Linked DNA regions of Homo sapiens: all the other regions are linked to region 1. Evidence: chromatin loops called from intact Hi-C (ENCODE). Cell type or tissue: A673. All regions are shown on one strand. Links, peaks and the distances in the headings refer to the core of each region. The heading gives the core; the rest is flanking DNA.

Region 1 (8,203 bases), core at 1,110-6,109:
TAGCCAAATTGTGACTACAAAAGAAAATTCTTAAAGGATATTAAAAGTGCCACTCCAGTGAACACACAAATGATAAGAAAGTGAAACAGCCTTATTGCCGATATGAAGAAAGTTTGAGTGGTCTGGATAGACGATCAAACCAGCCACAACATTCCCTTAAGCACAAGCCTAATCCAGAATAAGTCTCTAATTCCATTTAATTCTATGAAGGCTGAGAGAGGTGAGGAAGCTGTAGAAGAAAAGTTTGAGGCTAGCAGAGGTTGGTTCATGAGGTTTAAGGAAAGAAGCTGTTTTCACTTCACACCTTGTTGCAAGGTGAGGCAGCAAGTGCTGATGGAGAAGCTGCGTCAAGTTATCCAGAACATCTACCTAAGATAACTAATAAAGGTGATGTATTAGTCTGGTCTCACACTGCTATAAATAACTGCCTGAGACTGGGTAGTTTATAAAGGAAAGAGATTTAATTGACTCACAGTTCTGCAGGGCTGGGGAAGCCTCAGAAAACTTACAATCATGGAGGAAGGGGAAGCAAACATGTCCTCTTCACATGGCGACAGGAAGGAGAAGTGCCAAGTAAAAAGGGGAAAAGCCCATTATAAAACCTTCAGATCTCATGAGAACTCACTCACAATCATGAGAACAGCATGAGGGTAACCACCCCCGTGATTCAATTACCTCCCACTGGGTTTCTCCCACAACGTGGAGACTATGGGAACTACAATTCAAAATGAGATTTGGGTGAAGACACAGCTAAACCATATCAGGTGGCTATACTAAACAACAGATTTTTCAATGTAGATGAAACTGCCTTCTGTTGGAAGAAGATACCATCCAGGACTCTCATAGCTAGAGAGGAGAAGTCAATGTCTAGCTTCAAAGGACAGGCTGGGTCTCTTGTTAGGAGATAATGCAGCTGGTGACTTTTAAGTTGAAGCCAATGCTCATTTGCCGCTCCAAAAATCCTAGAGCCCTTAAGAAGGGCTAAATCTATTCAGCCTGTGCTCTAAAACGAAACAAAAAAACCTGGACGACAGCACTTATATTTACAGCATAGTTTGGAGAATATTTTAAGCCACTATGGAGACCTACTGCTCAGGAAAAGAAAAAAAAGATTCCTTTCAAAATATTACTGCTGATTGACAATGACACTGGTCACTCAAGGGCTCTGATGGAGATGTACAAGATGAATGTTGTTTTCATACCTGCTAACACAGCATCCATTCTGCAGCCCATGGATCAAGGAGTCACTTCAACTTTCAAGTCTTATTATTTAAAAAATGCATTTCATAAGGCCATAGCTGCCATAGATAGTGATTTCTCAGATGGATCTGGGCCAAGTAAAGTGAAAATCTTCTGGAAAGGATTCACTATTCTGGATGCTATTAAAAACATTCGTGATTCATGGGAGGAGGTCAAAATACCAAATGAACAGTTTGGAAGTTTGCAAGAAGTTGTTCCAACCTTTATGGATGACTTTAAAGGGCTGAAGACTTTAGGGGAGAAAGTAACTTCAGATATAGTGGAAAACAGCAAGAGAACTATTGTAGAAGCGAAGCCTAAAGATGTGACTGAATTGCTGCAATCTCATGATAAAACTTGAACGGATAAGGAGTTGTTTCTTAAGGAGGAACAAAGAAAGTAGTTTCTGAGATGGAATCTACTCCTGGTGAAAGTGCTATGAACATTGTTGAAATGATATCAAAGGATTTACAGTATCACACGAACTTAGTTGACAAAGCAGTAGCAGAGTTTGAGAGGATTGACTCCAATTTTGAAAGAAGTTATCTGGGTAAAATGCATGCTACAGAGAAATATTTAGTGAAGGGAAAAGTCAGTCAATTTTGCAAACTTCCCAGTTGTCTTATTTTGAGAAATTGCCACAGCCACCCCAGCCTTCAGCAACTACTACCCTAATCAGTCAGCAGCCCTCAACATTGAGGCAAGACCCTCCACCAAAAAGATGATGACTTGTGAAAGGTGCAGATGATCGTTAGCATTTTTTATCAAAATATTTTAAAATTAAGGTTTGTACATTTTTAGACAATGTTATTGAACACTTAATAGACTGCACTTTCATGGGAACATAACTTTTATATGTAGTGGGAAACCAAAAAATCCGTGTGACCCACTTTATTGCAGTGGTCTGGAACTGACCTCGCAATATCTCCAAGCTATGCCTGTATTGGCGTGGTCTAAGCTGAGCAGTGAGGTAAACGAATACTGAAAGGATAATCCAAAGGCAGATCTGGGTGTAGCACAGATGATCAGAAATGAGGAGATAAACAAAGTGGTGGTTGTGATCAGAAAAGGAAGGCTCAAAGTCTGAAGTAAAATAGTTCCAAATCAAGGAAACTATAAAGTGCTGTCTCTGTAGTGTTGGAGATTAAATAAGGAACTATGAGGCCAATGCATTATACGGAGCACAGAAAACCACACACTGCGTGTTTTCACATATAATTGGGAGCTGAACAATGAGAACACATGGACACAGAGAAGGAAACAATGCACACTAGGGCCTGTGGGGGCTGGGAGGAGGGAGAGCATCAGGATAAATAGCTAATGCACATGGGGCTTAATACCTAGGTGATGGGTTGATAGGCACAGCAAACCACTACAGCACGCATTTACCTATGTAACAAACCTGCACATCCTGTGCATGTGTCCTGGAACTTAAATAAAATAATTTTTTTAAATGAGGCCAATGAATTAAAAATAAATGAATGTGGCAGGGGATGAGAGGAGGTAGACTGAGCAGGCACCCAAATCATCAAGACAGGTGGAATGTTATGATGAGTTCATAAATATGGTAACAATAGGGCTTGGATGACAAGGTTCAAAGATAGAGGTTGAAGGAGACAGAACAATACTCTAAATTGACAATAGGGGATAGGAATGTTTTTGAGTCTGGTAATATCTTCAGGGGCAATTAAGGTAAAGAACTGGAAGTTCAACTTCAGAATGGATCTAAACTGTAGGACCCTTTGCTTTACTATGGATTAAGAAGGCAAGGTCATCAGGGAGTGACTGGTAGAGAAGCAAGGACACGGAGCAGAAAGGGAGAGGGCTATTTGGAATCAGATAGAATCATTTGTTTCCCTCATCCACCCCATCACCCTTTACAGGTTACTCTTCTAATCCTTAAAATAGTCTACAAAGTATTATCCCCATTTTATCAGATGAAAAGTATCTGGCTCTGAAATTTGAATCTTGTCATGATTGCAAATGCCATGGTCTTTTCACTGCCACATACTGACTCTCAGTGGTACTGAAGTGTTACTGCAGCTTCCAGGGACTAATTAGAAATCATGTCTAATTTATGTGAAATGGTTATAAAACACGGTGTCTTTGTTTTGCTCTTGAATTATACTTGGCTGTAAAATTGCTATACAAGCTCGCATATCTAATACTGTATATTTAGTTCTTATTTTTTAAGAAAAACATTTTGGACTCTTAAGACATTAAGGAATTTCCAAATACATAAATATGATCATATTGAATTTCTGCAACTGTAGTCAAAAACATTAAGTTAATACTTATATTGCATTATTTTTCAGGTGTGAAAATGAAACCAAGTTCAAAACAGAAGATATATTTTGGGCTTACAATTTCTGCCCTACTCCATACTCCTGGACTGCACTTCTGGGCCTTATTTTATATCTTGTCTTCTTTGCACCTGGTAAACAAAGACTTTGTTATACTGTTGCATTAATTGAATTGCCTCTTTTTGGAGTAGATAAACTATAATTTTTCAAATTTCTTACATGCTATTTTACTAAAGTTTTTAATGTTTTATTTCTCAGGAATGGGACCAATGCCTTGGACTGTGAATTCTGAAATATATCCCCTTTGGGCAAGAAGTACAGGAAATGCATGTTCATCTGGAATAAACTGGATTTTCAATGTCCTGGTTTCACTAACATTTTTACACACAGCAGAGTATCTTACATACTATGGTAAGATAATATTTTTTCTAACATAGTTTTGTTTTTATTTTTATCACTATTTTTAGATACACTATAATATCATTTGTGATTGAGACTATGTGGTTATATTTTGCTGTTATAAGTATCTCCATGTGGCTTTCTTGTCCTCCAAAGGCATCGGAAATGTGTCTGGGAAAGAAGAGAGGGATTCTCCTATCCTAAACAGCACTGCTTCTTGTTCCACAGTGCTTAGGGCTGTCACCCAACCCCTCTCCCAACTCAGACATCTCCCAGCTATCTCCCCAGGTGGAAGTCTTTACACCATAGCTTTTAGTTTCACAGAAACAAACAAAAAAAAAAAACAGAAAATGGTAAAAAGATGTAGGCAGGGAGTCTAGGGCCAATGAGATGTCCTGTGACAGGCATAGCGTCCAGTCCAAGAGCAGAATCTGCGTAGGGCTGAAAGTAGCTTCCTCAAATGCTTAACAGTATGCTGTGCTGTGGCCATACCTTCCACTGTATCACCTGTGCTGCTCAGGCCAGTGCTTGTGCATTTCAGTGTCCTCTGAGACCAGTACTTACCACTTGCAAAAGTGTAAACATGACGGAAGTATTCAAATGCAAATGTATGGAGGCCATAATTCAAAATGAAAAACAATAGTGCTTAGTGGCTGAGTCAGGAAAAGACTTTGCTTTTTAGAAAAAAGATTTCTGCATTGTTCACATGACTTTATAGGTTGCAATAGGATTATTCATGATGAAGTATGAGGTTTCATTCTAATATCCTCATAAGTCCATGTGGTAGAGACGGAATGCCTGCTGCTTAGACCATTCTCCCAGAAGAGCTTCTCTCATCTCCCCGCAATCTCTTTACTCTGTGCTCTGGCCACTTATCATTTCTCTTTGCAAGAACAGGTTTGTCTGCCCTTAGCTCTCTCTAGTAGACTATAAATCCCTGGAGGGCCAGGACTGTGCCTTGTTCATTGTTACATTCCCAGTTCCTGCCAAGGCATCCTGTTCACCTGATAAGCACCAAAAAGTGTTTGTCAAATGAATAAATACATGGATAAATTTTGCAGATGAATGGTGAATATGATGAAACATTATAAAAATCTATTCCCCATCTCTTCTGACCATGCTGAACTGGTATTTGCTTTTAGTTAATGGTATTTATCTAATGCTTTTATTATCTTCATAAAACTCTTCTCTCTCCTAATCACCACTTAAGACATTTGAAATATTTATTTTCTTGGAAAGGAAATGCACTGGCATTTTAAACTGGATATATATTTAGTATATTCAGCTGGATCCCATTTGGCAATTAAAATTTTTCGATAAATTCATAAACTTATCTTCATGACATAATAAATACGAGCACAATAAATATTTCCTCGTATTTACTGATTCTAGAGAACACTTAAATATTTGAAGACCTAAGTATATGCTCGCATCCTGAGAAAGCATTTTTCATAGAAAGGCATAGACCAAATAATAAAAGTTTACATGATTATACTTTTGACAGCAAAGCTCCTCTTTCTTGAATTTATCCTGCCAGAAAACCAGAGAAAAATGAGGCAACAGTAATGAAATTTAAATAGGGCATAAGCAGAATTCTTTCAAAAATAAACAGTTAAAAGTGTGTTGCTTTGCATTAAGCTTCTCTCATGTCAGAGCACTGGTCCATTTGGTCTACTACTCTCTAGTAGTAGAAAAATAGTTCATTCAGGCTAGTTTTTCTCCCTTTTTGTGTCTCATTTTAATCCACATGTTACTGGTTTATGTAAGCTATGCATTTATATTCCTCATTTAATAAATATACATCCTAATCGTGTATTCCTCTGGAAATAGTTATGTCTTCTTTGTTGCCTCCTTTTTTATTGTTTCATAAGATCTCAAAATTTGATTCCTTCCTCAACCATATTGCTTACACAGGTCTGCCTTGTGCCCCCATTCAATAATGTTTATTACTAAAAAGTATCATTGCTATATCACCAATATGCCATTTTATATACAGCACATGTGGCTAAAGAGATCCCTTGGGGGGCATTATGTCAAAGCTTCTCTCTTGAGGTAGTCAATTTGTGTAATTCAATTAAATAGTTGTTTTAATCTGGAACTTAATGTAGGGCTCTAATAAGATTTAAATCCTTAGAAGAATAAAGGTGAGGAATATCTAACTGTTCAATAGTCCTGATGGACTCGTTACAGACATTTTTTCTTGCCATTTTCACTCCAAGGGAGGAATAAATGAGAAACTGAGATAGTGACTGATTTGACCATGACATGGACCAGGTCACAGCCTCCCAGGTCTGCCCACACTCCTCCACGACTTAGCCACAGGTCTAACCATTGGAACCCACACTGAGTAGGCAGTTTTGGCATTTGCGTGCTTTGGATTCCTCAGATTTTGTAAAACGGTCTTGTATTTTAATAGCAATTCCTTGATATTATTCAGCTTTGGGAATCCAGGTCACAAGAAAGAATCTGTAATCAACTTCAGGAATCTTCCTAACCCAACAAATGTTTTTTAACTATAGGAGTGAGTTTAGCGCTGACAGATTTGATTTGTTACTTCTAATTATGCTACTGTTCCCAAATTGTGAAAGATAATGATGAAGATAAAATATACTATTATATTTAAAAGTCAAACTGGGTTTGCTGTTACAGATTTTGTAGTTTAGAAGCCTAGTTTAATCTAAAATGTTTTACCATCTGTACTTATTTTTTCTTTATCTTCATCATAATTACTATCCCGTCTTTGTCCCTCCCTGCTAAAGATTCCATTTCTCTTCCTACCTCCACAGTCTTGCATATCTGTACTCAGAACACAGGACTTCATCTCCTTTCATTTTTTTTTTGTCAAAATTCCCCCATTCTCCAAGAGCTAGCTTATCAGTATCACCCTTTTTGTAAAAACATCCCAATTAATTAGTCACACTAATCTTATTCTGTATCTTAATAGCAACTCTTCCTTTCCTGGTCATTTAGTAGAATTTAACAATCTGGGCATCACTTTTTTGAGCAACTGATATTCAGAATTCTAATGGGCATGATAACATACATTATTTCTATTCTTTACAGTTGGGCAAAGCTAGAATTATTTTCCCCATTACACAGATCAAGTCTCTCTCTCAACCATCTCTTAACTATATCTCCTATACATGCCCCTGATTTTGGCTGTAAGATTTACAGAATCATAAACTGCCAACACTTAAGTAGGAGCTGAGAAGCCCCCTTATTTTACTTAATGAGGCAACAGAGGCCCAGAGAAGAGGTTAAATGACTATCCAGAAGTCACATGGCCAACACTTAAACTCAGTTCTTCCCACTCCCAGTCTGATATCCTTTCTCCAGCCAATTGTCACATTAGTTTTTCATCTTACTTCCCCCATCTCATACACATGATGGTCTGGACTGAAAGCCTAAAATTAGACAGGGGCTCCATTTTACTTTGTTGTTTTCCACCATCAAAAGTACAAGTATAGTTTCTTATATTCAAATTGGCAATTCAATTATGTGTGTGTGTGTGTGTGTGTTTGGTAGAGACAGGTTTCACCATGTTGGCCAGGCTGGTCGGAATTCAATTATTTTAAAAGTCCATCTTGGAAATGTGTAGAGAATATAAACAAGTCATACATTCATATATCTCATCCATCTAGGCTTGCTATCATGACCCTTAGAAAACCAAACTAGCTAATATTTATGTGTTTCTGGCTGTTCTGCATTGACATGCATAATCTTACAGCAAAACAAAATTCTCTGACTTCATGGAGTTTACATTCTAGTGGAGGGAAATGAAAAACAAATTAAGAAAGGAACTTCTTCTGACCTCAAAGTGCCTCTAGTGTAATAGACAAGGCAAGCATACGTGTGTGTACATAATTATAATATTTCTTGGTTGTTATTTTAGGGGTCTCAACAACATGCTGTGATAGCACATGGAAGAGAATAATTCCCTCTAGTCAGGGAAGGGAGGAAAGGCTTCAAAGCCAAACTTACATCTGAGCCTGTTCTATTATTCTTGAGTTTCTAAACTTGAGTTTAGAAAGATACATTACATCATATTCTCAGAGTTGGAACAATTGGAGTAAACCAGGTTCATAGTAATTTTTTGGTCCATTTCATACTGTGATTATGCATGACTGACCAGAAAAAAAAAGTCAAAATCAAGTAATCTTTCCAACTTAAGCCTCTCTCTATATATTCATATTCATGTATCTATTATATTCCGTTGCAGGAGCTTTCTTCCTCTATGCTGGATTTGCTGCTGTGGGACTCCT
Region 2 (8,203 bases), core at 1,593-6,592, 230 kb before region 1:
TTTGAGATGGAGTCTCGCTCTGTTGCCCAGGCTGGGGTACAGTGGCACAATCTCGGCTCACTGCAAGCTCCGCCTCCCGGGTTCAAGCGATTCTCCTGCCTCAGCCTGCCGAGTAGCTGGGACTACAGTGCCTGCCACCACGCCTGGCTAATTTTTTGTGTTTTTAGTAGAGATGGGGTTTCACTGTCCAGGATGGTCTCGATCTCCTGACCTCGTGATCCGTCCACCTCAGCCTCCCGAAGTGCTGGGATTACAGGCGTGAGCCACCGCGCCCGGCAGAGATTAGTTTTTATCATCTGTAAGTTGATAGGATGGGTACAACTTCTGACTGGAAAAAGAAGATTGCAAGATGTCTACAGTTATTACATTTTATTTCAGTGGATACCAGAACCTGTTTCTTAAAGCTAAATGATGAGAATTTTTATTATTATTATTAAACAAATCTGTGTATGTTTCCTTTGCTCCTTGCTTTTCAATTAGATTTAAATGATATTTAAGTAGATAAGAAACAAATACGTGTCTGTTTTCTTAGAAAGAATAGTAAATTCAATGTTGTTTGGAAATATTTGTAGGCTTTTGAATTTTCTCCACCCTTTTCTACAGATGAATGCAAAGATTTTCCTAATCATTACATAAGAACATAACACTTTTATATCAATTAATGGCTCATGACCTATTAAATAAGCAATAAGTCTTGCTTGTATCTCAATTATGTTTTTCAGTCCAAAAGAGATGGGACTACATCAAAATCAGTTTCTCTGGAAAAACATCACATGTAATCTTCAGTCTTCTAATGTTGACAACAGTTTATGAAGGATATGTGTTAGTATTCAGATAACTCTTAAGCTAGCTCATTGTTCTGCAGTTTTTACTGAATCCCTGTCTTTCACGTTTCCTAGCAACTGGCTCACACATGGAAGATGCAGGAGTAAAGCCATCAGGGATTTGCTCTGCATCTATCTCTTAAACAGCATCTGAGAAATGGTAGCCAGACTACATTGTTTCACTTCATAGTTTCCACTAAAAGCTTGCCTTTTATGTTTATTAGCTTCTAAAATAGGATTGCCATAAAAGATTAGCATTAAAAATTGAGTAGTGATGATAAAATATCAAAGTCAAATTATTGGAAATTTTTATCAGTAATATTTCTTGAATAGTCATTGCTATTTATGTATATCTAAAAATGTGATGGTTACTGTGATACAGAGATGAAATAAAACGTTTTATATTTGAGAATTAAAATCTTTATTACAATATTATTCCTCTTAAATGCATAAGTACTTTAGAATTGTAAAATAAGATGCATCTTCAGTTTTGTTTTCCTTAAAAGAAAAGAGAGCAATAAACTTTAAATATATTACATGTATATGTATGTATATGTAACTGTACTCATATCTGTCAATTTTAAATATTTAAGTCAGCAAATTGAAAAATGCTTTGTGAGCTAAGTGATAGATTTTATTTTGGTTAAGGAAAGGAAAATAACAAGGACACAGCCCCAGTTTTTCTGTGTGAGAAAATGGTAGTAATTTGATTGTGTCAATTTTAACACATTTGGAAAATAGAAGCTACAATATGAATTTGTGCTTTTCTGCCTTATATTTTCATTGCCATTTAATCTTTCTGTCTAATCTTGGTGGTCCCAAATGTAAACTATAATGACATACACCTGTTAATACTACTACTACTAAGAACATATATGTTAGTAAATATGAGTACTCCAAGCTTGTTGAGCTTTTTGGGTTATAAGAATCTTAAGTGATGTCTCTTTCATTTTTAACTGTCACGGCCATTTTCCATAATTAACCCTAGGAAGGGGATGAAAAGGAAGGAAAACAGTGACAGGGGAAAGTGGCAAAATAGAGCAAGAGAAAAATAGAAAGAAAGATGAAAATGAGTGAAAGAAAATGGCTATGAGCTGTAAAAGGTAGAGTGGTAGAATTCAGCCAACCTGCTATTGTCTTTCTCCCTGCCACCTCTGTGGTAGTAATATTCTGTTTTTCTCTTGCCCAGTATTGAGTTTGCATATCATGCTAGCATCTGTCAGGGGAGAAATGGTGTGATCCATGGAATATTCAGAATGAAAATAGAATAAGGGTAGAAAGCACAACGTAATCACTTGGGTCCTCATGTGTGTGCTCTCTTTAGAATATAGGCTGCTTAATCGCCCCTTTGTCCTCTCCTGCTTTGGACCCCCACCCATTCACAATATCAATTCAGGGCAAATGAAGGCACCTCCCTCACTCCTCTCTTCTACCCCTACATCAGGCATCGCTGAGCAAGGTCACAGGTACCAGGGGAGCTCAGTGGTGGTATTTTGGATAAAGCTGTAATCCCTGCTACAATTGCTGTTTCTCTCTCCTTTGTAAATCAGCTTTGGGGCAATGGTAGCATGCATCTTACTGAGATCTTAAGCATAATTGCAATCAAAGAAGAGGAACAAGGATGCCTGCAGAACATTCAGGCTCACCAAATCAGGATGTGTGAGCTATAAGGGCAGGATGGGTGAGCTATAAAAGCTTTTGATTTTACATCAGAAACAAAATAACTCAACTACCATCACCGTTTCATTTTTTTTTAAAAAGATAGTAGAATATAATCTTGAAATGAAGGACAATACTTTCAAACAAAGAATATTAGGCAACTTCATACTGACACACAAGAAAAAATAATAGGATGGTGAGTGGGACATATTTTTATTGCCCTGAATTGATGCTGTGGATGGGTGGGGGTCCAAAGCAGCAGAGGACAAAGGGGCTGGTAAGTAGCCTGTATTCTAAAGAGAGCACCCATGTGGGAAGAGAGGGGTCTTCCTCACATCCCAAACCAACCAATACAGATCAAGAAAATCATTGGTAAACATGAGAGGGACCTGCTTGACTGGGAGAGGCTAACATCCCATTGCCTAGCTAGACATGCACTTATGAGGCGTCCTTGCTAATCTGCCTCCTGTGTCTACTTAAGTAGGAACACTGGAGCATGATGGCAGCAGGGGAGTGGGGTGAACACGGAAGATGATGGGAGCAGAGCACTGGAGTGGCCTGAAAAACTATCATGTGGTAGGGCTACGATGTCACTTGGAGCCCATTTGAGATGAAGGAAAAAGCTTTAACCCAGATATAAGATTGAAGTTTTAAAGCAAATGGACTTACACAAATTGAGGAAAAGGATTTGAGAACTCTGCTATCTATGAGAAACTGTGGGCAGTTCTACAAAGCACTGCTGTGTGAAGTAAGTAGAGAAAAACACAGTCTTTCATGGTTGAACTCCGTGAAGTTAAGACTGTATAAGGAACAAGATAACTGTCTGCAAATCAGAGGAAACTTCTCTGTGGACCAGTACAGGCTCACAGATTGATTTTTAGGAAAGACCTAATCTGGTCCAAGCCTTCACTTTACAGGAGGAAAATCAGTGTTTGGCACACACTTCAGGGGGAGAGAGAGAGCTCCGTTGATGAAAAAAGGAGACTTGAACCTTGAAGCCTAGGTTTGAGAATCGAATACAATTGAGACTAATTTGAGTATGTGTTTGTGTGAGTTTGGAGGTTTGAAAAGCTCTGATTAGAGCTTTTGTTGTAGAGAGAGTTGGCATTGCTTAAAGTTTCTAAACTGTGATCATATAATGCATACATAAAGTATGGATATTAATATATTGAAGTGTCCCAAGCACAGCTGCCACTAGGGGGCAATGGAGGCCCCCCACAGTGTCACAACCACCTAGTCGTAGCCCTAGAACCAGGGTTGCAAGAAAATCCCTTTGCCTGCTTTTGCCCTGTTTCCTTCAGCACTGTTCAGCACTATGGGTGAATAGAGCACCCATTCCCCAGATTTTGTGCTTCCCTGGTGTGTGCTGAGATACTATCCCCAGAATACAGTACAGCCAGAAATCCAAGTGTGGGCACATCCTTCTTGTACTTTTGATAATGTTGTTAAGTAGAAGAACTCTTACTCAGAGGAGAATGCACTGCTGGAACATGTGTTAGAAGTTAAAGTCCACACTCCCCATGTAAAATATGTATTTATCTCTCATGTGAATGTTATTCATTCAATCATTGAGCATTTATTGAGTACTCTGTGTGCTTGGCCCTCTTCTGTCCTCAGGGATATTGTGAAGAGATAGAGACATTCCTGCTCTGTTAGAAGGAACTCACTTTCCAGTGGGAGGAAGATGAGAAATAAAGAAGTAAATAAATATGTGTAAGACTACTTTATATAATAAAAGGAACTAATATTTGATCGTTATGACTCCAGAATACATGGCCATAGGTGTTACTAGAGTAGACATAGAACAATAGAACTGTATATAAAAGGAAGGAGTCCTAGACTTGGAATAATATTTTCTCCTCACTGGCTTCCTGTTAAAAATTAGAGCTATAGTCCTATCAGAGAAAACTCCAGGAGAATAAAATTGTGATTTTGTGGCCAAAAAACCCAAGTGTGGATGCAACCATAAACCGATCACTAAGAACACATTTACATTATTTAGGAGCTTGATGTATTTTACAGTAATTTCTCATCTGTAAAATTTCCTGACAGCAGTGGCAATTTTCTTTTTGTTTACCCAAACCTTGATCCTCTTCTGGATCATGGGGATTAATTTCTTTACTGGGGATTCTCTCAACTAGAACATTAAAAGTCTGCTTCCCTACAGTGTATTCTTATGCAAGACTTTGTGGAAAAAAAGTTGTGCATATGGCGATGATATTTTTAGCCCTTTCCATGTCAGTCAAGCCTGAATCTTCTTTTAAGACCTAGTTTCAGTGTCATTGGTTGTGTGTGTCTTCTTCCCTGGCATTCTCCATAACCCAGCCAGAGCAAGACATCCATTTTTGATTATTCATTCACTCAGAAAATGAATACCTGTTACATGCCAGGCACCATTGGGGGCACTGAAGATTTGGCAGTGATGAATGAAAGGAAGCCTGCCTTAAAGTTTTATTTCTAGTGGGGAGGGGTGACCAAGGAACACATAAACATATGAAGGTGGTAATAAATGTTAACAGATAATGGTGATAAAAGGTAAAATTTAATGAGCAGATTGATAAAGGATGGTTGAGGATATTGAGGCAAGAGGGTTGCACCTTTTTATAGGTTGGTCCAGGAAAGTCAGAGAGGTGGCATGTATTCAAAAGACTAAAATACGTGAGGAGAGTGAGCCATGTGGCTATCTGAGTCTGTGTGGGTAAAGCAGAATTGGCATGGAGAGTTTCAGGGGGTAAGGGCAGAAGACCAGATTATGTAGGGACTGTGAGGATTTAGGCTTTTATTCAAGAATGAGAAGGGAAGCCACTGAAGGGTTATGAGTAGAGGACTGACACAGCAGACTTAGGTTTACAAAGGCTCATCTGGCTCCTGCGCTCAGAGTACATGGAGTGAGACAATGGTGGAATCTGGCCCCTTAAATTGGAGGCTGTTGGAATAATTTGGGAAAGAGATGCTGGTGGCCTAGGCCTAGGTGATTGCTATGGGGGTTGTGAGAGGAGGCGACGTATAGAGTTAACAATATTTACTGATGCATTGGATGGGGATATTAGAAGAAGAGGAATGAAAGATGACTCAAAGGTTTTTGACTTATATATGATAAAAATCTTAAGCTTTGGTCATAAGCTATGAATTTAACAACTTGGTTTCCTCTTTAGCAGCATTTTCCTCCCCCCCTTCCTTCCTTCCTTCCTTCCTTCCTTCCTTCCTTCCTCCCTCCCTCCCTTCTTCCCTCCCTCCCTCCCTCCTTCCTTTTCTCCCTCTCCTCCCCCTCCTCCTCCTTCCCCTCCTCCTCCTAGTCTTCTTCTTCTTCCTCTTTTTTTCATTCATTCTTTTTCTCTTTCTTTCTTTCCTTTGTTTTCTTTTTTCTTTCTTCTTTCTTTCTTTCGTTCATTCTTTCTTTCTTTTTCTCCTTCCTTCCTTCCTCTTTTTTTAAATATAAAAACAGGCAAGTTTCATGAAAGATAACTCACACAATAAGTAACATATCTGACTAATAGATATATGAAAAGATCTTTATTTTCCACCAGTTAAAGTAATATAAATTAAAACAATGCAATAATTTTTTTCAACAATTATGTTGTTGATGATTAGAATATTGATAATACCAATGTGCCAAAGTATGAAAAAATGATTACTCTTTTACACATTATTACTTGGTGGCAGCTTATATTGGTACAACATTTTAAAGTGGCAATTTAGCACTGTTAAAAATAAGACATTTACAAAACTTTCGGCCCAGCATTTTTGCATCTGGGAATCTATTTAAAAAAAACTGTCCCTACATATATGCAAAGATATGTACATCTAGAAGATTGTTCCTTGCAATATTGTTTGTAGTCGCGAAAAACTGGAAACCATCTAAACATTTATCAATAGGGGATTTACTAAGTTCAGACCAAGGCAAAGAATTAATAGTGATGATTTTCACGGGTAGAATTGGAGGGTCAGTGGGGGATTTCACTCTTTTTCTTGTGTGCCTTTATTTTAATGTTTTACTATATTAAACAGTACTTTTACAGTAAGAAAAATATTTCAAAAGTTATTTTTAGAAAAAGCCTCAAAATTATTTTGATAGAATAATAATACAAAATAAGCACTCACAAGTATATGACAGCATTATATTAAAAAGATTAAACTGTAGTAATAAAGGATAATCCCAGGAATCCGATGATGCTTTATTACAAGAAAATATATTTGTAATTTATCAAAAAGTGAAAAAAAATAAATTTGACCTTTGGCAGCTTTTCAAGTAACCTTTTGGTTTTAAGAAAAAACAGTGTATAAATGTATAAAGATCATGGTCTCAGGTACCTTCTACATGCTGTTGATTACTAAATTCATAGCTGTTTGAATATCTCAAAGGATGCAGTAGCTATTAATTGAGAAGGACTGTGAGAGAAACAGGTTATTGTTATTATTTTGGGGAAGGGAGTCAGGAGTTTGCTTTTGACACATTTCATTTGAGATGTCTTTTAGACATCCAGCTGAAGAAATTGAGTAGACAGTTGGTGAGCAAGTTTTCGGTTCAAGAGACAGGGCAAATTTGGAGATATGAATTTGGGAATCAGCAGTGTATAGATGTATCATGATTTTTATACATGTGTCAGTTGCAGCACTTACCTCATTATTTTGTCATTGTTTGTTGACATATTTGTCTGTCTACATTAAAATCCTTGGGGGCAGAGACCACATCTTGTTTGACATTTTAATATTTCATTCATGGCAATCTTGCCATGATGTGAAGCTATAGGTTTGTTTTCTTTGGATATGATTGACTGGAGCTATGATTAACTTAGGCTTTGTCCAGGGAAAGCCATTTTTCTTAAAACTAAAAGGTTATAGCTTAAAGGCAGCCAAAGGGGAAACCAGGTTGTTAAATTTATAGTTTATGATCAAAGCTTAAGATTTTTATTATCTCTAGGTATTTAAATCTTGCCCTCAATTGCTGATATCCTTGTGTCTCTAGGAAATAACATGCCTTTTGATGGCTCAACTCAGTACACAGTCATAATCTAGGCACAAATGGCAGCTTTAACCAAGACCAGGCTTGTTGCCTTCGAGGAAATAAACTTCATGCCAACTCAGACTGTTGGCAAGCACCATAGATATGCCTGAGATTTGTTCTCTTTGAAATTGGTCGGTTTGATCAGTGTGGTCTACAGACTGATTTCTGTCCATAAACACCCTCCCTCTTTTTTTTTTTGTCTGCTAAGATACATTTAAAAAATCTTTTTTTTTTTGGTCTGCTTAAATACAGGTTAAATACAGAAAAAGAGAGTAGGCATATAGAAAGTTTTATAGCAATCAGTCACCGTAATTTTATGTCTATTGAATTTAGTTTTCAAAATTGTATTTTGTGTGCCTTTTTTCATTTTTTTTCAGTAATTCATTTCGTTGTATTTAACAAAAGTATCAATCTGCAACAGATTGAACTTAAAAAACATTGGTCCTTCCTCCATAGTTTGAGAAACCATGCACTAGTTCATATCACGAAGCACCTCATAGATTGAGAGCTCAGATAAATCAGTGGCGACGAGGTGGGTGAACGTGTAGTAAACAGGCATGGATCAGTATCTCCAGAATATGTGTATGCTTTGAAAATAATTCTGCAATGGTCCAAATGTTTGTGTCCCTACTCCCCACCCCAATTCATATATTGAAATCCTAACCCCAAGGTTAGGCCCCATCTCCCGATGACCCCATCTCCTAATATAAATCCT
Region 3 (8,203 bases), core at 1,733-6,732, 550 kb before region 1:
GTTTAGTGACCTAACAGCTCGGGGCGCATAGAGTGGGTGGGCTCATTAGAGCTTCTGCACCATGAAATTATTCCGGCCCTTGCCTTGATTCATGAAGGTGAATACTCCTATTTATTTTTGCTAATAGCTGTCAGACAAGTTGCTCTTGGTTTCACTTGATTATTTAGAGATTTCATTTCCTTTAAACCTTAGTGATAAAATGACATTATATTTCAATTTATTGGCATAAATAAAAATGATGGCACTTCTTTTTTAGGTTAATCGGAAATTTAAATTATCATTTTATTGACATTTTAAATCTGTCTTTAAAAGTAACTTTGAGTGGCTCAAATTAACTTAATTTTTACTTAAATTATCATATTTATAACTATGCTAATGAGAAGAACTTTCATGGAGTTTCAACTTAATTACTCCACAGAATCTTCAGGAATTTTATTGCAGTCATAGTGAAAATCTGCATTTTTTTAAAAGGGGAGTTCTGATGCAAACCTCTTCCTTATTCTACTGTATAAGATATACCCATCCTAATGTTCACATGTGTGCAACTTCAAGTGTTCCATAGTGACATGGAAACACACCACTTTAGAGAGCAACTTTAGCTTTTCCTTGACTATGTGGAGTTGAGTTACCTCCTGATAACTATTGTGCGCCAGCTAGGACAACAAAATTGCTGGATATATTTAAAACTTCCTTTGCTGTACAGGATGCAGCTACCTACACATCTTTTTTATTTGTCCCCATACATGACACACTTTCCAAAACTACGTAAGTACCTCTTTATAGTTCTGAATTTTTTAAAATTTCCTGATTAACATTCTTTAAATTGCCAAATAGATCCAATATAAAATTAGCTAACATTTACCCCTCACTTACACTGAACCAGGGAGGCAATATAGAAGATAATTGTTATTTTCCTTATTTAAAAAGTAAGTAAACAAAGGCTTAATGCATTAAGAAATTTCACAGAGCTAATAAGTAATTAAAGAGACTGAAACGTAGGTCAAGCTGATGCTCAAGTAAGTGCTCTGGGTCACACTACTGTCTCCATTATCATTTAATAATTGAGTAAAATCACATTATCCATGACATATGTGCAGAAGGCTGAAAATCTAATTTAAAAATACCTACCAAAATAGTAATAACTGACACACTGCAAATAATTGCTGATTGCAATGTTTCAATATGCTCTTGAGTTCCATGGTACAGGATTTAGCCTCAACTGAGTTCTCTCTTCACAATAGCTTCCTTTTTTTCCTTAGATGGAATTTAGGAACAATTATTCAAGGCTGCCTGAGTGAATTTAATTACCTTTATGGTTTAATTGGAAGAGATATTTCTAACATAAAAATATATAATAATTTTAGGAACTCGGGCAGCCACATGCAAAACTATAAATTTTACTCATCAACAAATCAGTAGCTTAATGTTTCTCAACTAGGGTAATTTTTCACATTCTCCAAGCAATATTTAGCAATGTCTGGATACATTTTTGCTTGTCACAGCTAGAGGATACTACTTACGTCTCGAATATAAAGGCCAAAAATGCTGCTAACATCCTACAATGTGCAACAAAGAATTATCTGGCCCAAAATGTCATCATGCTGGGGTTGAAAAGCCCTGAGGTAGTATGTTTTGCTCAAATGGTCTTTTATGTCAAAGCTACAGAGATGGATTATTATAACTAATTAAACTCATTGGTAATGGATTATCATTTGGAGAAAAAAATCATTTTCCATGTGAAATATAAGAAAAAAATAGCTATAACCAAGGCCATCCAAAGTTTTCAAAATCGTAAGCATTTAAAGCTCAGATCATTTCACTTAAGTCAAAACTCACCTCCATGTTATCTAGATAGAGGTTTCACAGGCTCAGCAACCTAATTTTCTTATATGTGTTTACCCCAAGGATTTCCACAAAGCCATCATTCAATTGACTAATTCAGTAACCAAACCAATGACATCATCAGGATCTAGTAAAGCAGCATGGGGCAGAGTGATACAAACATCTGTATGTGGCTTGAAAACCAAGTCATGGAAGTGAACTCAAGACATCTTTCCTTCTTCCATGAAGCTCTTCAAGTAGTCTTCTATGTGAAATGTTCCACAGTTTTCCAAATTCACAAAAGTTTCTGCCTTAACTAAACCCAAATTCTAAAATGCTCAATGCTCTGGGCGCCATCTGTTCTATGCTTTGACCATAACCCCCGTGCCACAAAAATAAAAGACACCAACCTGTGCCATGATTTTACAAAGCCACTTGGGTTCCACAAAGTACAAGTCACTTAACTGCAGTGCTGGGTCTTGAAAATGAAGAAGGACTCCTGTAGTAAAAAGTCATCAAACAGTGAAACATGGAATCTAGAACAAATATCAAGGGGCTTTAGAAAAAATCTAGTCCAACTTCCTCATTTTGCAGGTGAAGAAATTTCAGCATAGCTAGTGACAGAGCTGGGACTAGAAGCTGTGCATCCTATGGTCTAAAGTTCCAATATTATAATGGAGTATTTTTAAACTACATAAAATGATCATATTTAAGCATATTTGAGACACTGACATGCATTACAGAGCATATTTCACACATAAGTAGAAATTCATAATTTTCTGTTTCGCTTGCTGAATACACACTACAAAGACATGTTTTATTTTCAAATACAGATAAGAAACACAGCATATCTCAGCATACCTTAAGAACGATGGGGAAAAGGAACAGATCATAAACCACGGGAAGCTATTTTTTATACAACAGAATCTAGGGATCAAAAGCAGCTTCCCAGTCACTTACTCTAGTACTATCAAACAACTCACACATTTCTAGCAAGGTAATATGATCAAGTACACAATTAGCACTGAAGTTGCTTTGAGAATTTTCATCTTTGAGATCAATATTTGATGCAAGAGAGCTAGATCTTCCACTCAGAAGCTGCATCATCTCAGGGAGCCATTGACTCTCCAAGCGTCCCAGTTAGACCATGCCAACAATAATTCCCCTTTGCAATATAAAAATAACTTTCACATGCACTAAACTCATTTGACATTATGAATGTCATTTGACTATTCAGGGTTCCACAGCTCCTGAATAGTAAAGACAAGTTCTAGAACCCAAATATTTTAACTCCCACTCAGGGACTCTTTCCACTGCTTTACTCCTAGGTGATTTCTAAATTTGTTTTCTTATGACATGATACATGATTTGTCATGAACACACATGATGATCTTCCAAAAAGAAAAAAATCAGTGGCCTATTAAAGAACCGTATGGATATTCTCTCAACTTTGAATGTAAATTCTATAAAAGATTCAGAAACACTTTTATAAGTTACTACAGCTGAGCTTTGAAAATAAGGAACGAAAAACACAAACCTGATTCATTTAGAAAGTGAACTGCGTGAGGAAGCTCATTTTCATCTAACTGCAGCTGATTTTCTCTCACTAGTTGTAATAATCGTTTCCGGTCAATTACGGGAAATTCAATTGGCACATTTTTACGCTCCGATAAAATGATTTTTTCAAGTTCTACATAGCAGTCTGGAATCAGCTGTCCAACAACAAGCTGATCTCGGATCTATGAAATTACAAATGACAAGCCGTAAAAATCTATTTTATTTGTGTATTTGTCAAATGGTTGGCAAATTCAGTGCTAACAGTTTTTACAGAAACAGATATATTATTCAGAAGTACATTTTTAAATAAAATCAAAATATAATAAAAAGCTATTTAGGTTGTAAGGAACAAGTACAATGAAATTAAAATAGGAAAATTGTTGATTCAGAGGCAAATTTGGAAATATCAAATAAAATAGTATGGAAATATTTATCTCGCTATCCAGAAATTCCATGGAAAAAAAAACAAGATAAATCACTAACCATAAAAAAGATTTTTTATATCCTAAGACATTAAACTTAATGTGAAACAGACACGCTAGTATAAGATATCAGTACAAATTACAAGAGCTTTTGGATATTATTATATTTTAAATATTCAAGGTAAAATATTAAATTTTGTGCTTGGTTATTTGTAAAATGTTATATTGGGAGGACATATATATCAACAGTGAAACGCAGAGACATAAAATCCCACTCAAGCTATGTTTTTCATGGAACCTTGAACTTGGGAAAATGAGAAATCATCTAAACATCAGTGATTCTGATAGGAGAGGATGATCATTGTTCTGTTGCTCTTAGAATCTAATCACTATCAACAAAATGAGAAATATATAAAATAAGATTTTTTTAAAGAATGGCCCTAAGAGGATAGTTTCTACAATAAAAGTATCTTCCAAACGTTTTTTAAAATATAATTTTAAATAGAAATGCAACTCTTAATAATATCCAGAGTGCCGTTAAGAACCACCAGATGGCAAACTCTCCCTATTTCTGGACCTATGGAAATTACATATTCTTTTTATCTGAAAATACGAATCAGAATTTCTGCTTAAATTCTTACACTTACTACAAATAGAAATTCAGCACACACAGAAAAAAATTAACTTGGTCTTTTTCTACTTGTGACTAAAAACTTAAAGAGACAACCATAACCATTACTTCCATATTTACCTGCAAATGGTTACTCAAGAGACTGTTTTCATGTATCTCTTAACCCAGAGAATTAGAGATAATTTCACTAACCTCCACTTTTCATGTTCCCTCTCTTAGTCGTTCATAAATTAAGATGAAATTGAACTTCAGATTGAGGTTTATGTTTTAATCCAAGGCAGGAAACCTCCATATAAAAATAAACAAGAGTTCTCAAAGAAAGCAAATCAAGTAGAAACGGGATGAGTTTTACGGGACTACGTCTCAAGGCCCACAGAGATGCCTGCTCTGCTAATGGGCTGGACAAGATTAAAAGGAGTATTGTCAGCATTGAACTCTGTTTTGTCCTGCTTCTCCTTTCAGCATGATTATCAGTTAACTGACAGGCTGAGCCAAAAAACAAAACTTAAAAGTGTCTGCACAGACACCTGTTAATAAGGTTGAGACAGAAAAAGATTAGAGAAGAGCTAAGATCAAAGGCAAATATGAAAAATAAATGAGAGGACAAAAAATGATCTCTAATAGATTAAAAGCTGCTCTTTGAATTCAGGTTGAAGCACCTCAGGGAAGAAAGAATTTTCAAGTTCTGGCAGGCTCACAGGCCCTGGGTCATCTGAAAGAGTCATTCTTCTACAAAGCAATCAAATGAGTTTTCAAACCATTATGCCAGAATGCTGCATCCATTAGCAATATATACTTTTCTTTCAATAATACTGGTATTTCTCAAAGCATTTGTTTTATTTCCTTGTAAAAAGTTGTCTTCAAAGGTGATTTATAAGTGCCAAAAGAAAAACTAGTCTGACTTATTGGTAATGATATCTATTAGACAAAAGCAGTATTAATACAGCTTAATGAACCATCTTATCTGTGACTTTGCATCAACTAAATTCAGGCCTTTTCAAAACAAACTCATCCTCCAACAAGTCTTTTTAAAGATATGATACATTCTCTGACAACAATGACAAAAAGGGAAACTCAAAATATTCTCAGTAACAACAAAGTTATTGAAGTATGGGTATAGTCTCAGAAAAAAAAAACACCTGGATTAAGAGATTAATTGGATGAATAAATTTTGTGTATTTGTTTTTCTTTAAGTCATATTAGTTTCTAATTACATGTCCAACAAGAGAATAGGAAAGTCTACAAATAAATAATATGTCATTTTTACATGACATTACCATCTATCATCAATAAAACCTTTTAATAACTGTAATAAATGTGTGTTGAAGGATACAAACATACAAATTCTCTCCCTGGGCACCGCAAAAGCCATCACTTTTACAAATGGCTCATTAGGTTTTGGAGTGAAGCACACATAATCTATATAAATGGAACAGAACTAAGCTAACTGGCCAGCATGGAGTTATAACCAAGGTGACTATATAATTTATCATCCAAATTGGAATGCTTTTGAGAATATAGTGGGACACTATTACATAATTATGCTGGGACTGCCCAGGCCAAATAGGACTCTATTTATCAGCCAGTATCTTGATCATTAGTGCTATTGAGCTAAGCCAAGACAGACTAAGTGAAATTCATCATTATGTTTGTCATATGGAACTATCAAGGGTATTTTTCAGTACAGTTTACACCACACTCCCTGTAGTACCCAGTGAAGATTTCTTTTTTCTGCCAAGTATTTAAAAAAAAAAGTGTTCTCTCTGATAACTGATTTATTTACATTTTATAAAAATTTGGCTTACGAGAAGATAACTTTAAACATTTAAAACATAATTCCTAAAATAAAAAGCCCATTTTGTATGAACTAAGTAATTAGTGAGACACTGCTGAAAACCAAGTTAGTGGTCTTCATGACTAAATAAAACAGCTGCCTCACAATACGGAGGGAAAAAAATTGGAATGGGAATCACAGTGACAAAATTCATGAATGAGTGGCACAAAAGATCAAGATGTCCATAAAACAGGAATTCCAAAAGAAAAGAGGAAATGGAAAAATAACAGTTAAAGAATAATAGAAGAAAGATGATCCCAAGACCTCAGTATTCACCTTTACCCTTGTGATTGAATCACCACTATAAGAAGTTGAATCAGAAAAGGCATCAAAAACATTTTCTCAGATTCTCTCTCAGAAACATTTTCTCAGTATCCCAGAAACGGTCTCTTAGTTTCTCTCAGGTTCCTCTAATTATTTTTTGTTCCCATTTCTATGAATTAGAAATGAAGTCTGGCATAAATAATTTTAAAATGGAAAGGACTTTAATAATGCTAACAGCAACAAGGAAAGAAAACCCACAATTTTAAGTGAGTTGCTCACTTCTCAAAATTTCTGACATTTCTAGGCAGTTGAGAATCAATAAATTACATTTCTCTACCAGCCTACCATGTTACCTTGAAATTAAGGCTCTCGTTTATGATGGTTTTCCGAAGTTTTGCCAAAGCATCAGATTCCTCGGTGGCATTCACAAAGTGGTAATCTCGTATGGCAGGGAACCCTCGCTTATTCAGGAGTTCCTTGGTGATTTTACTCATGCAGGCTTTGCGTTGCTTCTCATCAGAAACATCCAAATGTGTGCCAACGAGAATCACAGGGGAAGAAGAAGCGCGAGCCTGGAGGGAAAGACACAAAACCCTCTTGTGTTTGCTTTCAAACTGGGCCTGCTCACATTCCTGTTGATATTTGCTTTCCGTGACATTCACTTGAATGGAAAAGAGAAACTAGCAGACTTCAGAAGAAGAAAAGAACAACTGTCCTTTTTTCCTTAAACCTAAGAAAAAAATGTAACCTTACGACATTTTAAAAAGTCATTTTTGGCCTTTCTTAACCCAATTCTTCACCCTTTTAGGTGGCATATATAACGGTAGTGGTATAGTTTTCCTTTCCCATCTTCATGCCTTAAGATGAGTTATTCACTCCTAAATAAAATAAGCATTTCATAAACCCACAAATTATATCAAATTAACGTCATATAGTTTATATTTTCTCTTCCTTATCTGTGAATTTAATCTTCTAAATTCGTTTTAAAGTCAACCAATTTGGAGTCTACAATGAAAGAATAAAAGCCACTCAAGCAAATATGACTGCCACTGTACTATTTGCTCACGTTGGCTAGCTGTAAAAAAGTTAATAAAAGAAACATTAAAAAATACCCAAATTACAAAACAAGCATGTATGCAGCCAATTACATGGTTAAATGTCCTGACACAAGCTTTTTAAGGACTTTATGCACAGAAGAGTTCATTGCAGCATCATGCAAGCAGCAGTTTAGTCTCCATTCTAAAAAGCCATAGTGTTTGAAGGAATAGCTGACAACAAGACAACAAAGGAAAAGATAGAAAAGCAACAAAAGGGAGATTCCAGATGTAACAGCATAATAATCTGGGACCACTTAAAGGATACAATCTGAAGAATTTCACACTAAATGGCCCCTGAGTACAAAGTTGATGAGATATATATATATAGATTGCTTTTCTTTAATATAGCTTATTTTAAATTAGAAAAATTTAGATTTCATTTAAGAAATAATATAATTAAAAAACAGTTGAACATATATATTTTCAAGTTTTACAGCATAAAAGAGTTTCAGGTTACCAATAACATTCACCAACATGGAACATACAATTTTCATGTTATGACTTCATTACTCGGAAAGTTTCCCAATTCAAAATTTTAGTGCTTCTTTTAAGAAAGTATTTAAAGAGACTGAAGCAA

Evidence for each region. Peaks named below come from ENCODE experiments on the same cell type or tissue, not always from the same donor. Only the 100,000 strongest peaks of a DNase experiment are listed, where the experiment ranks them.
Region 2: it touches region 1 in a loop (8-fold over the local background); 74 of 110 quality-filtered maps call a loop at or near these places.
Region 3: a loop joins it to region 1, with 5 times the contacts of the local background. A loop is called at or near these places in 9 of 110 quality-filtered maps.

The regions. Positions count from the first base shown.
Region 1 is chr12:39,760,210-39,768,412 of GRCh38, reverse strand. It overlaps SLC2A13 (solute carrier family 2 member 13), which reads left to right. Exons shown (of 10, transcript NM_052885.4): 8 at 3,555-3,676; 9 at 3,801-3,953; 10 at 8,161-8,203. It also overlaps a transcript of REDIC1 not described here. Among named protein-coding and RNA genes, the nearest start is that of REDIC1, 140 kb to the right of the region's middle. In A673, for the core only: a CTCF peak has its summit at 3,265; a DNase peak (open chromatin) is centred at 3,232.
Region 2 is chr12:39,986,183-39,994,385 of GRCh38, reverse strand. The region is part of intron 3 of SLC2A13 (solute carrier family 2 member 13); the gene reads left to right. Among named protein-coding and RNA genes, the nearest start is that of SLC2A13, 120 kb to the left of the region's middle. In A673, for the core only: CTCF peaks have their summits at 3,479 and 3,678 (motif pointing right); a DNase peak (open chromatin) is centred at 3,705; H3K27ac peaks cover 1,075 bases.
Region 3 is chr12:40,309,329-40,317,531 of GRCh38, reverse strand. It overlaps LRRK2 (leucine rich repeat kinase 2), which reads right to left. Exons shown (of 51, transcript NM_198578.4): 31 at 6,883-7,101; 32 at 3,359-3,560; 33 at 2,232-2,320. Among named protein-coding and RNA genes, the nearest start is that of MUC19, 80 kb to the left of the region's middle. In A673, for the core only: a CTCF peak has its summit at 4,344 (motif pointing right); no DNase peak of the experiment used is centred there; H3K27ac peaks cover 496 bases.